4 separate regions of the Homo sapiens genome follow, and all the other regions are linked to region 1. The links are chromatin contacts, found by Hi-C or POLR2A ChIA-PET in ENCODE. All regions are on one chromosome and are shown on one strand. The core of a region is the stretch at or near the end of the contact, and the rest is flanking DNA. Distances in the headings are between cores, read along the strand shown. Region 1 holds the start of CHD2 (chromodomain helicase DNA binding protein 2). Region 2 holds the start of PRC1 (protein regulator of cytokinesis 1). Region 3 overlaps MCTP2 (multiple C2 and transmembrane domain containing 2). Region 4 holds the start of HDDC3 (HD domain containing 3).

Evidence for each region. A loop is a pair of places that touch in the nucleus more often than their neighbours do. ChIA-PET counts read pairs that join two places held with the same protein, here RNA polymerase II (POLR2A). Pooled maps may share reads with other maps.
Region 2: a loop to region 1 is called in a pooled map, with 7 times the contacts of the local background. The contact joins the promoter of PRC1 here to the promoter of CHD2 in region 1. A Hi-C loop is called at or near these places in 5 of 37 single-sample maps with no recorded cell type and 11 of 50 pooled maps. POLR2A ChIA-PET finds 5 or more read pairs at or near these places in 1 of 52 experiments (GM12878).
Region 3: a pooled map shows a loop between it and region 1 (3-fold over the local background). The contact joins the enhancer-like site here to the promoter of CHD2 in region 1. A Hi-C loop is called at or near these places in 8 of 37 single-sample maps with no recorded cell type and 3 of 50 pooled maps. POLR2A ChIA-PET finds 5 or more read pairs at or near these places in 1 of 52 experiments (B cell).
Region 4: a loop to region 1 is called in a pooled map, with 7 times the contacts of the local background. The contact joins the promoter of HDDC3 here to the promoter of CHD2 in region 1. A Hi-C loop is called at or near these places in 8 of 37 single-sample maps with no recorded cell type and 16 of 50 pooled maps. POLR2A ChIA-PET finds 5 or more read pairs at or near these places in 3 of 52 experiments (HEK293T, activated B cell and naive thymus-derived CD8-positive, alpha-beta T cell).

Annotation. Positions count from the first base shown.
Region 1 is chr15:92,899,074-92,902,095 of GRCh38, forward strand. CHD2 (chromodomain helicase DNA binding protein 2) reads left to right here and starts at 1,251. Exons shown (of 39, transcript NM_001271.4): 1 at 1,251-1,751; 2 at 2,094-2,226. The coding sequence starts at 2,165. RefSeq lists enhancers at 1,270-1,339, 1,380-1,589.
Region 2 is chr15:90,992,972-90,995,967 of GRCh38, forward strand. It overlaps PRC1 (protein regulator of cytokinesis 1), which reads right to left and starts at 1,564. Exons shown (of 15, transcript NM_003981.4): 1 at 1,436-1,564. The coding sequence starts at 1,446. LOC124903556 (a long non-coding RNA gene) reads left to right here and starts at 1,808. Exons shown (of 2, transcript XR_007064759.1): 1 at 1,808-1,964. RefSeq lists enhancers at 870-1,737, 1,738-2,604 and a silencer at 1,101-1,320.
Region 3 is chr15:94,286,554-94,289,253 of GRCh38, forward strand. All of the region lies in intron 1 of MCTP2 (multiple C2 and transmembrane domain containing 2), which reads left to right. Among named protein-coding and RNA genes, the nearest start is that of MCTP2, 56 kb to the left of the region's middle. Within about 2 kb of position 1,383, at least 6 of the 41 ENCODE cell types and tissues checked have a DNase peak (open chromatin) inside an H3K27ac peak, as active enhancers do; they include B cell, where a contact is called at or near this core.
Region 4 is chr15:90,931,174-90,933,950 of GRCh38, forward strand. It overlaps HDDC3 (HD domain containing 3), which reads right to left and starts at 1,376. Exons shown (of 4, transcript NM_001286451.2): 1 at 1,256-1,376; 2 at 882-937; 3 at 531-771; 4 at 1-232. The coding sequence starts at 1,367. The coding sequence ends at 102. It also overlaps a transcript of UNC45A not described here. RefSeq lists enhancers at 544-773, 1,524-1,573.

The DNA of each region.
Region 1 (3,022 bases), core at 1-2,500:
AAATTTATCTTTGTGTGTAGAGTATGGAATTGAAACAGTTTGGATTATGGATTTTACCTAGATTGGACATTGTTGATTTTGTTTGGTGTAAATCTAAAGTGGATTTCTTCAGTGAGGGAGAGACATGGTTCTGGCAGATTATGTTGAATAAGGAAAGTTGATTGGATTTTTTTGGGTGTGTGAATATGCTTGTCTGAATGGAGTGCTTGGTAGGATATTGTTTCTGGAATTAGTAATTTGTTTCTGTGGATCTCATGGTTTTGATATTTAGGAGAATTTGCTTTGTGACATTACTTTGATAATTTGCAATCACGTATGTCCTATTGTTAATAACATTGTTGAAATGGGTGTATACTTACTTGATTTGAAATATAAGGGAAGTGTTGGGATATGTGTTTTCTGTTGGATTTGGACGTGGAGTTTCTTGGGTTACTGATTTAAAGGTGATCGTGTTTGGACCATACTCTTGAATTTTTGCCTGAATCAGTATGGGAAGTAAATATATTGTGATTATGAGAAGTTTCTTTGGGGGGAGGAGTGTAATATTTTCAAGGTTATATAATGGGTTAAAGAATTTTGTGAAAGAACAAAGAAAAATGGATATTCTTGAATAAAAATTGGTTGCATTAACTTTTGCTCCAGTGCAACTTGAACACTAGGGAGGCGCTCTTGAGTTGTAAAAGTTACCCCTTTCTTCCAGTGGAGATGGAAAATTCCCCCTTAAATTTTGTCTTTAGATTATTTTTAGGCATCATAAAGAAGGAAAAACTTGAATTTATATTATGAAATTAAGGTTTTACTTTTATTTAGCAATCATTTCACCCATTGGGGGATTAATTTTTAAAAAGATTAGTACTTAGCTGAGCTTTAGATTCTCTAAGAATTATCCCTTTTTCAAAATGGCTTGATAAAACACCACTTCCTGTCCAGGGAGGAAGTTATTTTAGCTCAAGGACTGAAATATTTAGCAGATCTTTAGACAAAAGGAACAAATTACATTTCTCTCTGGCTTAAAAAGGGTGCTTGAGCCAGAGGGGGTTAAGAAGCCCTCCCCCCTCCCCCTGTTGGGGTGGTCTGGAGGGGCAGGGAGGTGTGGGGGTGGGGGTCCTTAGGCTCCCTGGGATGGAGGATCTGTCTCTCTCTCTCTCTCTCCTTTTTTTTTTTTTGGTGGAGATGAAGGGGTGGGTCTATGGTACATCACCTGAGTTGTGGGGTAAATGTAGAGAGTGTCAATCAAAGGCAGAGCTCTCAGAGCTGGGAAGGAGGCTCTAGATGGCGGCTGTGCCTTAGAGAGAGCGCGCTCTGCTCCCTGCCTTTGCCTCACTTTACGCAACTTTCCCTAACTTTCGGGCAGCCTCAGGGGGCCCCCGTAGCCCCCTGCCTTTCCTAGGGACTTACTGGGGTCGATTCGAACCTTTTTTTGGGAGAAAAGCAGCTTTTAGGAGCTTTCTTTTCGTGCCTTGTTGGAAAGAAGCAGCCGTACTGAGAGCCCAGGTCGTTGTTTTTTCCAGCTTAGAAGCCATGGCGCACCTCCATTTTTGTGCGCTCTCCTAATGAGGTTTTTTTTCTTTCGGACCTGTTTTAGTATTAATTATTGCTTTATTTTTTTGACCAGTTAACATATTTGAGGGTTATTTTATTTATTTTTCGTTTTTTAACGGAGGATTTTGCCTTTATTTTTAATTATTTGGGATCTGATATTTTTCTACTAGTAGATAGGACTCTTGGTTTGGACATACTACATGGATCAGGTAAGTTCACGATCATTGGTGATAATTTTAAAGATTTATTTGTTTAAGTTTGCCTTGTTTTCTGTAAATACGAGAAATTCTTGGATGACGCAATAAGATACAGAGATTGTTATTTGTATCTAGTGTGCTACTTTGAGAAAGTTTCCTTATTGATAGTGATGCTTCCACTGTTCGGTTTATCCTGTTGTTTTTTCTTTTAAGGAAAAAATAGAAATATTTAGTTTTTTGGTGCTTACCGTTGTTGTGTTATAACAATATCGTTAACATCGTCAGGACTTTGTTCCTGATAATAAAAAGCATCGATAGAAGCCGGGACCTTACCTTTCTTTCAACTTTTGACAGTAAATACCTGGGCACAGGACTTCAAAGCAAACACAGATTCCCCCTCCCCCTTAATATTTAAGAATTAAAAGATGATGAGAAATAAGGACAAAAGCCAAGAGGAGGACAGTTCGCTACACAGCAATGCATCGAGGTATGAGCTATCAACTTTCTTCCTTTTTGTCTTTTTTTTTGGGGGAGAAACCTCAGCTTACAATTGTTTACCTTGACAGACATGGATTGCTGTCTGTTTTATTGTGTTTTTCTAATTTGGATTCGTTTTTTAAAGCATGACCTTGAGATTGCTAATATGCCACACCCTAATTTTTTGGTAGCAATTTATGAAAGTTGAGTTGTGACTTAAGGCCTCTTACAGCAGTCAAAAGGTAAGGTACCTTTATTCAAAGGGGCCTTTACTGTAATGTACAGTTTTTCTGTCAGTAAATTTCAGTTTTTAGGTTTTTGTACTGCAGAAAAATGACCTTGTCGGTTTAGCCATTGCTGCATTGCACCATTTTACATACAAGGCAAATTTTTTCTTTGAAGAATCCAGGATATCTAAACTTGTAACTGAGGGCCATAGAGAAGCCTTGTAGTAGTAAATTATAGTAAATAGACATATCAGAAAGTTATATGAATGAAAAAATGTACATTTAAAAACAAAATCACTTAAAGGACCCTTTGACTGATGCCTCTCAGTTTATATTTTTATGTGACTTTATATTTCTTTTGATACACTTGACATTTTAGGAAATTTTGATGTGATTTATCAAAACCTTTACTTGATGGTTAGAGTTCCTGCATTTATGAAATCAAATCTGTAATAACAGAAATCCTGGAATACTCTTAATATATACTTCTATTTTGTGTTTGTTACTGTGATTAATATTTGCAGTTGTATATTTTACATTTAAATTATTTTAAGGTTTGCATTTGTATGCTTAAGACAT
Region 2 (2,996 bases), core at 314-2,813, 1.9 Mb before region 1:
ATTCTGGCCAGAGTTTCGTTTGAGCCTCAGAGGTCAAAGCTGCAGTGAGCAATCTCGCCACTACACTCCAGCCTGGGCGACAGAGTGAGACCCCGTCTCAAAAAAAAAAAAAAAAAAAAAAAAAAAAAAGTTAATTATATCCATTAGCCTGGAACCAACATTAAAGGGTAAGTTTTCTCCTGCTTCATTCAATCCCTTGATAGAGGAGATGCCTACATAATTCATAAACTGTTAATGGACTTTTTTTTTTTTTTTTGAGACGTAGTCTCACTCTGTCGCCTAGGCTGGAGTGCAGTGTCGAGATGTCGGCTCATGCAACCTCTGCCTCCTAGGCTGAAGCGATTCTCCTGCCTCAGCCTCCTGAAAAGCTGGGGGTACAGGCGCGCCACCAGGGCCAGATAATTTTTGTATTTTTAGTTAAGACAAGGTTTTACCATGTTGGCACTCAATTCTCATTATTCTGAGGGCAAGCATTTTAAAAAGACTGATCAGAATTAGTGATCATGAAATGAAGAATCTTACAAAGCCTTAGAACAATCAGTTCCACCAAAAACTACACATTATTTAACGCTGTATCATCAGAAAACTGCATCCACAACTTTTAGAAAATAAAGTTAATATTTGGAAGTCACAAGGTTGGTAAGTGGCAGTGTCACCGTCTGGTCCCGATTTCAAGTCGGACAGTCCCTCCCCAACACCGCCTAGGAAGTTATTAAAACGACCGGAAAAGAATTCCATAATCCGTTTCTTAACTTGCAAAGAAACAAAGCTATCTTTCCAATTCAAACAAAACGTTAACACCGCTGGCCAGATATAAAGAAAAACAACGGGCCGGGCACGGTGGCTCACGCCTGTAATCCCAACACTTTGGGAGGCCGAGGTGGCAGGATTACTTGAAGCCAGGAGTTCGAGACCAGCCTGGCCAACATAGACCGCGTTTCCACAAAAATAAAAAAAAAGAATAAAACAAAGAAAAACAACGATAAATAAACTTAACAGCTTTAAAGAAAAGCCACGACCACAGAAGGTTTACAACGAGTCATCTGCGCCAAGCAGCGGCACCTGAGACGCTGCGGGCGGGGAGGGTGGGGTCCGAGCGCCAGCGCTGACCGCCTGGGTGGAGGCCGCCCCGGGCCCCGGGCCTCGACTACCCTGCCGCGTCCGGGCACCGGCGCTCGGCTCCCACCCGGGCGTCTGAGCCTGCGGGCACCTGCGGCCGCCGGCGGACAGCGCGTCAGGTCTCACCGCCGCGGCCCTCGCACTGGCTCGCCGCCTCCAGACCCTGCCCCTCAGCGCCCCCGGCCTCCCTCGGCGCCGACTGCCGTGACGATCTAGGCCCGGGACCCCGCACGGGTCCCGCACCCCTGAACAGGCCCCGCAGCCGAAACGAGCGTCGCTCCCTCCCGCGTCCCCTCGATTTCCCCGCAACCCGCACCTTCTCCTCATGGCGGACGCTCCAAGCAGCCGTGAGTCCAGGTCCAGACCTACTCCACACGGCCCCGAGAGCAACAACCACCCGCAAACACCGGCGATGTCACTCCGCGTAGCCGCTCCGCGAGCCGTTGAGCCCCGCAAAATTTCAAACCGCGCCACGGGGCGAAGCCTCGTCGCGATTGGCGTCGCGTCCCGTCGCTCCAAGAAAATCCCCGCCCCTCGGGCTGAAGTCGCGGGTGCGCAATCGGGGTGGGGACTCGCGAGCAGGGCCTGGGAAGCGCCGGAGTGGCGGCGGGGGATGACGTCACTGTCTGTGAGTGGCCGGGCGTGGCCTGCGCCTCCCGCTTCCCTGGCTTGGCGGCAGCCTCAAGGGACTCCTCTCCCAAGCCAGCTACCTCATCGGAGCGCCGCCCCGCCTCGCCCCGCGCAGTTTGGATTCGAAGTGCGCGGGCGGGGAGGGAGTTGAGAGCACCGCGGCTACCTGGCTTCCCTGAGTCCCGGCTGCCGGGAACGGGCGCGGGGGTGAATAGGTAAGTTAGCGCCTAGTTTCCCTCGCTCATCCAAGAAGCGAAGCTTGGAATCGATCTTTGGTGGGACTCTTCCCCAGATGTAAGAAGCCATACACTAAAGGGGAAGGGAAGGAACATTGAGTCCTGCTCATGGGCCTGGAACGTTTCAACGCCAGTTATCCCATTTAACCTCCACAATCGCCATTGCAGAGGAAACGCAAAAAGATTTGAATGATTTGCCTAAGTCACGTTATCAAATTAGATGAGTTTCTAAATCGTTACATGAAAAATTTAAAACTCAAAATAGACATTACTTTTGTAGCCTCCTTTCCTCGATGAACATGTTACATCCCTAAATGCTTATATATCACCGTTTTTTCCCAGTGATTCATGGTGGCATGGTGGCATGAATCCTGGTGTGTAGATATCTCGCCCATTCTGCTATTGATATTTAGATGATAATTTAAAAGATAAGGCTGGGCTGAATATCTTCATACATAAATCTTTGTGTATGTATGTATTTATAAATGCATCCTGCATTTTCGTACGGCTGATTCCTAGAGGTGTAATTACTGAATGCTCCCTTTATTAATTTGCCTTCTGCACAAAGCCTCACCGGAAAAGTACCCTCCTTTTGTTACCCTCAGCAGGGCTGAATTCTATTGTACTTCTAAACATCTTTGCTCATTTTGTAGGTAAAATAATAATACTGGCATTTCCTTGTTTGGCACTTGATTATAATTGAAATTGCACATTTTTCGTGTTTATTGGCCAACTGTAACTTAAGTGAATCCTCTTCATATGCCTTTTCCCTAAAGGTAAAGGATGCTTGTTTGCTTCACCTTCAGAACCATATTTTTCTTATTTTCAGAAAAACTTCATTAGTGCTTTCAATGTTCTTTTTACTTTTTTTAATTGAGACGGAGTCTCGCTCTGTCACCCAGGCTGTAGTGCAGTGGCCCAATCTCAGCTCACTGCAACCTCCGCTACCTGGGTTCAAGCAATTCTTGTGCCTCAGCTTCCCGAGTAGCTGGGACTACAGGCACGCACCAC
Region 3 (2,700 bases), core at 133-2,632, 1.4 Mb after region 1:
AAACAATCCGAGTCAGTGTTACTGAATAGCTCTAAAATGCTCTGTAAAATTATGCTGTTCCATTCTGAGAACCTCTTTCCTACCTTGCGGTTCTTATTCAGGTAACATTGCAGTATGAGCTCAATCAGAGATTTGGGGGCTGGTATTAAAAAGGTTTGTTTTCTTTTTCTGCTTGGCCAGTTGCTAGAGGCCAGCTGGGGAGGATGTCTGGCTTAAAACCATAATAAATGAAGCTTCCATTAGGCTCCTCGGCTTGGGGCCATTTCCTGTAAAGACCTTGCTCTGCCGTTAGTGGTTTGGAGAGGGAAAATGCATATTTTTGTTCAATAAATGAAAGCTGAAGATTACCAGGTAGGGTAGCATAGGTATCATGTTTTGTGAAGAGATCCTGCTCTTCAAGGGTCACATTTTAGCTTATAGCCTTTTGAGTGTTTATGACAATAACCTATGAACTTGAGTCATGGTAGAAAATGGAACAAATATGTTTATTTTTAAATATCCTTCGAGAGGAAGCAAACAATATAATATTCAGATAGTTGAATTTGTCTCAGCAGCCTTTCCAAACCTGACTCTTAGATTTATTATTTCTTTAAGTTTTGCTTTGTCTGGAAAATACATTGTTCATTGGAGAAGTAACATTTTCAGGCACAAAAGAGACCAAGCGTACATTACGTACTTTAAGAGCACTTTTTTTTTTTCTGGACACATCTTTTTATGTTTATATGTTTGTAATTCTTTATACATGGTTGTTTATTTTGTTGTTTTATTCTGTATTTTATGCTGTTGTTGCTTATTCTGGAAAATATATTGTTCTGGGAAATACGCTGTTTATTGGAGAAGTGACATTTTCAGGTACAAAAGAGTCCAGGGGTGTATTAGCTTTATACACCTTAAGGATCCTTATTTTCTCTGGGCATATCTTTTTGTGTTTATATGTTTATAATTTTCTGCACGTGGTTGTGTACTACTCACATACTTGGAGAAACTATGGTCAGCGTGCTTTGCAAAACTTAAATGAGTTCCGGTTCTGAATAAGTTAGAATAAAAACACTTCAACGTTTCTCTTCCACTGAACACAAATATGAAATATATGGTAAAGCTAGTTGAAGTCTCAGAAAAGTAAAGCTACAGCTTCGACAAACAGGAAAGCCATTCTCCTCATTCATCAGATTGGCTCCTGCAGTTTCCCAGTGCCAACTGCTGACTGTCTCTATCCATAGATCCCCTGGAGCTGGGTCATGACAAAACTGGACCAATTATCCAGCGTGAATTTAATGCAGTCCCAGATCCAGATGTTAGCAGTGGATCTCAGAAGGAAAGAGAAAGAGATGACCTCTAGCTGTGGCCCAAGGAGAAAAGGGAAGTCCTGAAGCTAAGAGGGAGGGGGAAATCCCCTACCTTGTGTGCCTCCTTTATCTCACTTTTGTCATGCCCCGGCTCCCCAACAGTCTTGTGGTGGAGGCAGTGGCAGCAAAAGCAGCTGGTGGTAGGAAACTGCAGAAGCAAAAATAATGGGTTAGGGAGGGGCATATGCTTTCTATTCGGTAAAATAGAGCTATTTGGTAGCTCTTAGTGGTGCCAATTGGGTTTTTTAATTTGTTTTGTTTTTTAAATCTCTCTGTGTCTTCCCCACAACCCTGGTATGATCATAGATGTAGGTTGTTCCCGATTGTTGAATGAAAAAGGGTGAGTTCTAGGATGCCAGAAAGTATCACAGGAGACAGCTGAGAAGGAAGGGCTTGGGAAATGATCAAATACATTGTGGACTCATGGACTCATCCATAGCCTGAACATACATGGATCTGATCCTTATTAGCGTACCAATGACTTTGAGAATGGAGTTAATGGGTGGAACTCCACTCAAGTCCCAGACTGACCTTACGTCCTATACAAGCAGGGCATATCTAAATGAACCTGCATAGCTATTGAAAACTAAACTGATAATTGGAACCATAGCCAACAGAAGGTGGGCTGCAATTTATGGCTAGAAGCTAACCAGATCAAGTGCTTCCTAAAACAATGATATCAGCATCTTTGTAGACTTAAATAAAGCAGAGAGTTTTATAACATTCAAAATGTCCAAGGTATAATTTATATTGGTTTATGAAGAAATGTAAAAATGTTAACTCACATGGGAAAAGGCAATTAACAGATGAAAATGAAAATATGACTTTAAAGGAGCTATTGTAGAATGCTCAAATGAATAATCATGAGTCTTGAAATAAAAGATAGAAACTATAAGCGAGGAAAGATGTGAAGTGGCACCAATGGAAACCAGAACTGAAAAATACAATAGCTGCCTGCCCCACCCATTCTCCACCCATAAAAAACAAACCTCACTATATGGATTCAATAGCAGACTGGGGATGACAGAGGAAAGAGTCAGTAAAACTGAAGATAAATCAATAAAGGTTATCCAATCTGAAGAAAGAAGAAGATTGAAAAATAATAGAGTCTCCGGGATTATAGAACAATCACAAAAGGCTAATATTTGTATCACTGGAGTGCCAGAAGGAAAGGAGAAAGTGAGTAAGCCTCAACAAGTATTCAAAGAAATGATGGCTGAAACATTGATAGATTCAAGAAGCTAAGCTAACCCCAAATAGGATGAATCCAAATAAACACACACCCAGGCACATCATAAACTGCTAAAAACTTAAAAAAATATTGAAGTCAGTCAGAGCAATGATAACTGATATA
Region 4 (2,777 bases), core at 126-2,625, 2.0 Mb before region 1:
AAGGATGGAGGGAGCTCAGGAGACACAGAAAAGATGGCGTATGAATCCTGTCCGGCCTGAACGAGGCTGGAGTTGTGCCTCTGGATAGCTTCAAGCACTGATCAGATTGTCAGCCCCCGCTGCTTGAACAGATGCTTTAGAGCCTCTTCCAGTTGCCGGTTTGTTCCCTGAAGCCCCTTCACCACCTGCGCTGCCCACTCGAAGTATTCCTGGACTCGATGTTCTGACCATCCTGCATAAGAGTCGACAGAAACTTGCTAGCGTGATGTCAAGGAAAGCACTGCCTTTTCCCCACTTCCTGGCAAGCTTGGTTCAAGGCCATGAGTTCCTGATGGAATGAGCTGTCCTGAAAACTTCCCCTTGGCCCAGCTATTGTATTTTTACTGTATGAAAGAAGATCAAAGAGTGGTCCAGTAGGATTAATTTGGGAATTAAGAATGCCCAGGGTTTTTCAGGGGAACTGACCAACATGTGTCTTCAGAAGGCGGCATCCCCCTCCCTTTTCCCTTACAGCCCATACGAAAGCGTACCCTCTGGGGTGCAGCGATTCAGGTCCCTCAGATTGTACAGCTTGTCTGCCAGCTTCACCAGTTTGGCCCCGGGGCTACTGTGGGGCGCTTGCTCCACCTGCAGCCTCTTTCTCTCCAGCTTGGGCAGAGTCTTGTCATCTGTTACCTCCTCCACCAGGCGCCGCACTTGTGCCCCAAAGTGTAGCTCCACCTCATCCAGGGTGGTGTCTGTGTCCTCCACCGTGTCATGGAGCAGGGCCGCCTGGGGACAAGTTCCCACTCAGCCCTGAGATGTCAGCCAAGGGTTGCCCATTGCTGAATGGGGCCCCTAATCCCCATCCCAGGCTCCTGGCAGAGAAGGGGGAAAGTTACCTGTAACACCACAATGTCAGTGATTCCCGCCTCGTGGGTCAGGATCCGTGCCACACCTGACGGGGAGGGGCAAAGCAGGAAGTCAGGTCGGAGGTAGTCCCAAGGCGGTGTGTTGTGGGTTTTGGAGAGCCAGATGTGGCCCCTTGTGGACTCTGACTAGCTGGGTGACCTTGGTCAAGTACCTTACCCTCTGGGAGCCAACCGACAAAGGGAACGATCATGCCTACCGTTCCAATTGTTATGAGGCTTAAACGGTATATCGCACTAAGCTTGGGACAAAACAGGTGCTCAATGAGGTGCACGCCCCCCACGTTTCCTTCCCAGTCCCCACCACCCAGGTGCCGCAGCCGGCGCTCCGCGGCCGACGCGCCCACCGATGGGGTGGTTGATGTAGGGGGTCCCCTCGGGGTCCTTCCGCCGCTGCTGCCGGTGCTTGCGAGCCGCGAAGTCGGCAGCCTCCAGCAGCTGCGCCGCCTCAGAGCCCATCGCGCGGATGGGGCCGACGACTGCGGCCGCAGGGGCAGGGACGGAACGTTTACAGCGCCCCCTGGCGCCGGGGAGGCCCGGGGATCGTGGAGGCTAATTCAGCGGGCCGAGTTGGGCCTGCCCCAGATGAATTCCTCTGGAGCTGACCGGCCCGCGCAGAGAGCAAGTGATGTGGACAGCTGCCTTCAGCATCGCAGCCCCCAGCTCAGTGTGCTCTGTTGGGGGTGCAAGAAGAACATAAGCCTGGCTCTTTGGGAGCCCACAGTCTGTGGAAAAGAGGAAGACAGACAAGAAATAAGGCAGTGGCCTCACAGTGCTCTGAATCCAGGGTGGCCAAGGCTCAGGGGACTATGGGAGCGGGAAGAAAGAACAATCCCCACACCCTCAGAGTCAGAGACAGCTTCTCCCAGAAGCTCCCCCCAAGAACCATCTTCAACCTGTAAAAGCTCTGAAAATTCTCCAAGTGTTCTAAAAATAGTTCTCCCTGTAGGGATGGGCCAGGTTCTGTGGGCAGGGGAGTCTACCTTTGGACCCTCCAGGAGACCCTAGGGCCTGACCTGAAAAATCAGAGCCTTCCCTGGGAGCCCTGCCTAATTGCTTCAGACTTAGGCTCCCAGGTAGCTGTGACGTTTCTGCAGGAACTGCCTTTGTTTGTCCTCAGTGTTGCAGATGAAATTTGCCTTGTCTTCTTATGCTATGAGAGCTCCTATTTCAGTCTCTAGGCATCTTCTGTGGGCCCCTGGGGTGATGAGTGTTGTCACTGCTGTCCTGGGAGCATGATGTTGTCAGGCCTGGGTAGGCACTGGAATAACACTTAATTCTGCTGGCTGGTGGCCTTCTGGAGAAATTCCCTGCCTTAGGGGCAGCTGAGGGGTAAGAGAGACCTGGTGATCCCCATAGAACTTCTCTGTGAGAGGGGGTTCCCTATTAGCTAAGTATACTCTAATCAGACATGTAGCTTTTGTGTTCTGGCTGGTAGCTGGGGCAGATAAGGCTCAGGGGAAAGGCTAATGAAAGGAGTCACCCTTGGTTTTCAGCTAGTCTTGGTGGTTGCCACGTAGCAGAGGTTAGGGAGGGAAGCCCCACATGCTGGAACTGAGGTCTCTGGGACCTGAAATAGGAGGGTCAGAATTCCCAGAGCTTCCATGGCAGCCTGGAAGTTGGAGAATGGGTAGAAACATATTTGGCTGTAAATGCTTGTTTGTTCTTCATACTAATGGCTCAGCTGCTCTCTCATCCCTCATTCTGTCCTCTAGTCCTTTGAGCCTTCTCTCCTTCAGCAGTTTGGCAATGCAGGCCCCACGTTTTCCAACAGGAGACAGAAACCCAGTCCCTGTCATCTCTCTCTAAAAGCCTGTGATAGAGAAGCTTCAGGCTCGTATTAATGGTGCCCAAGGGCCTTGGGGCTTT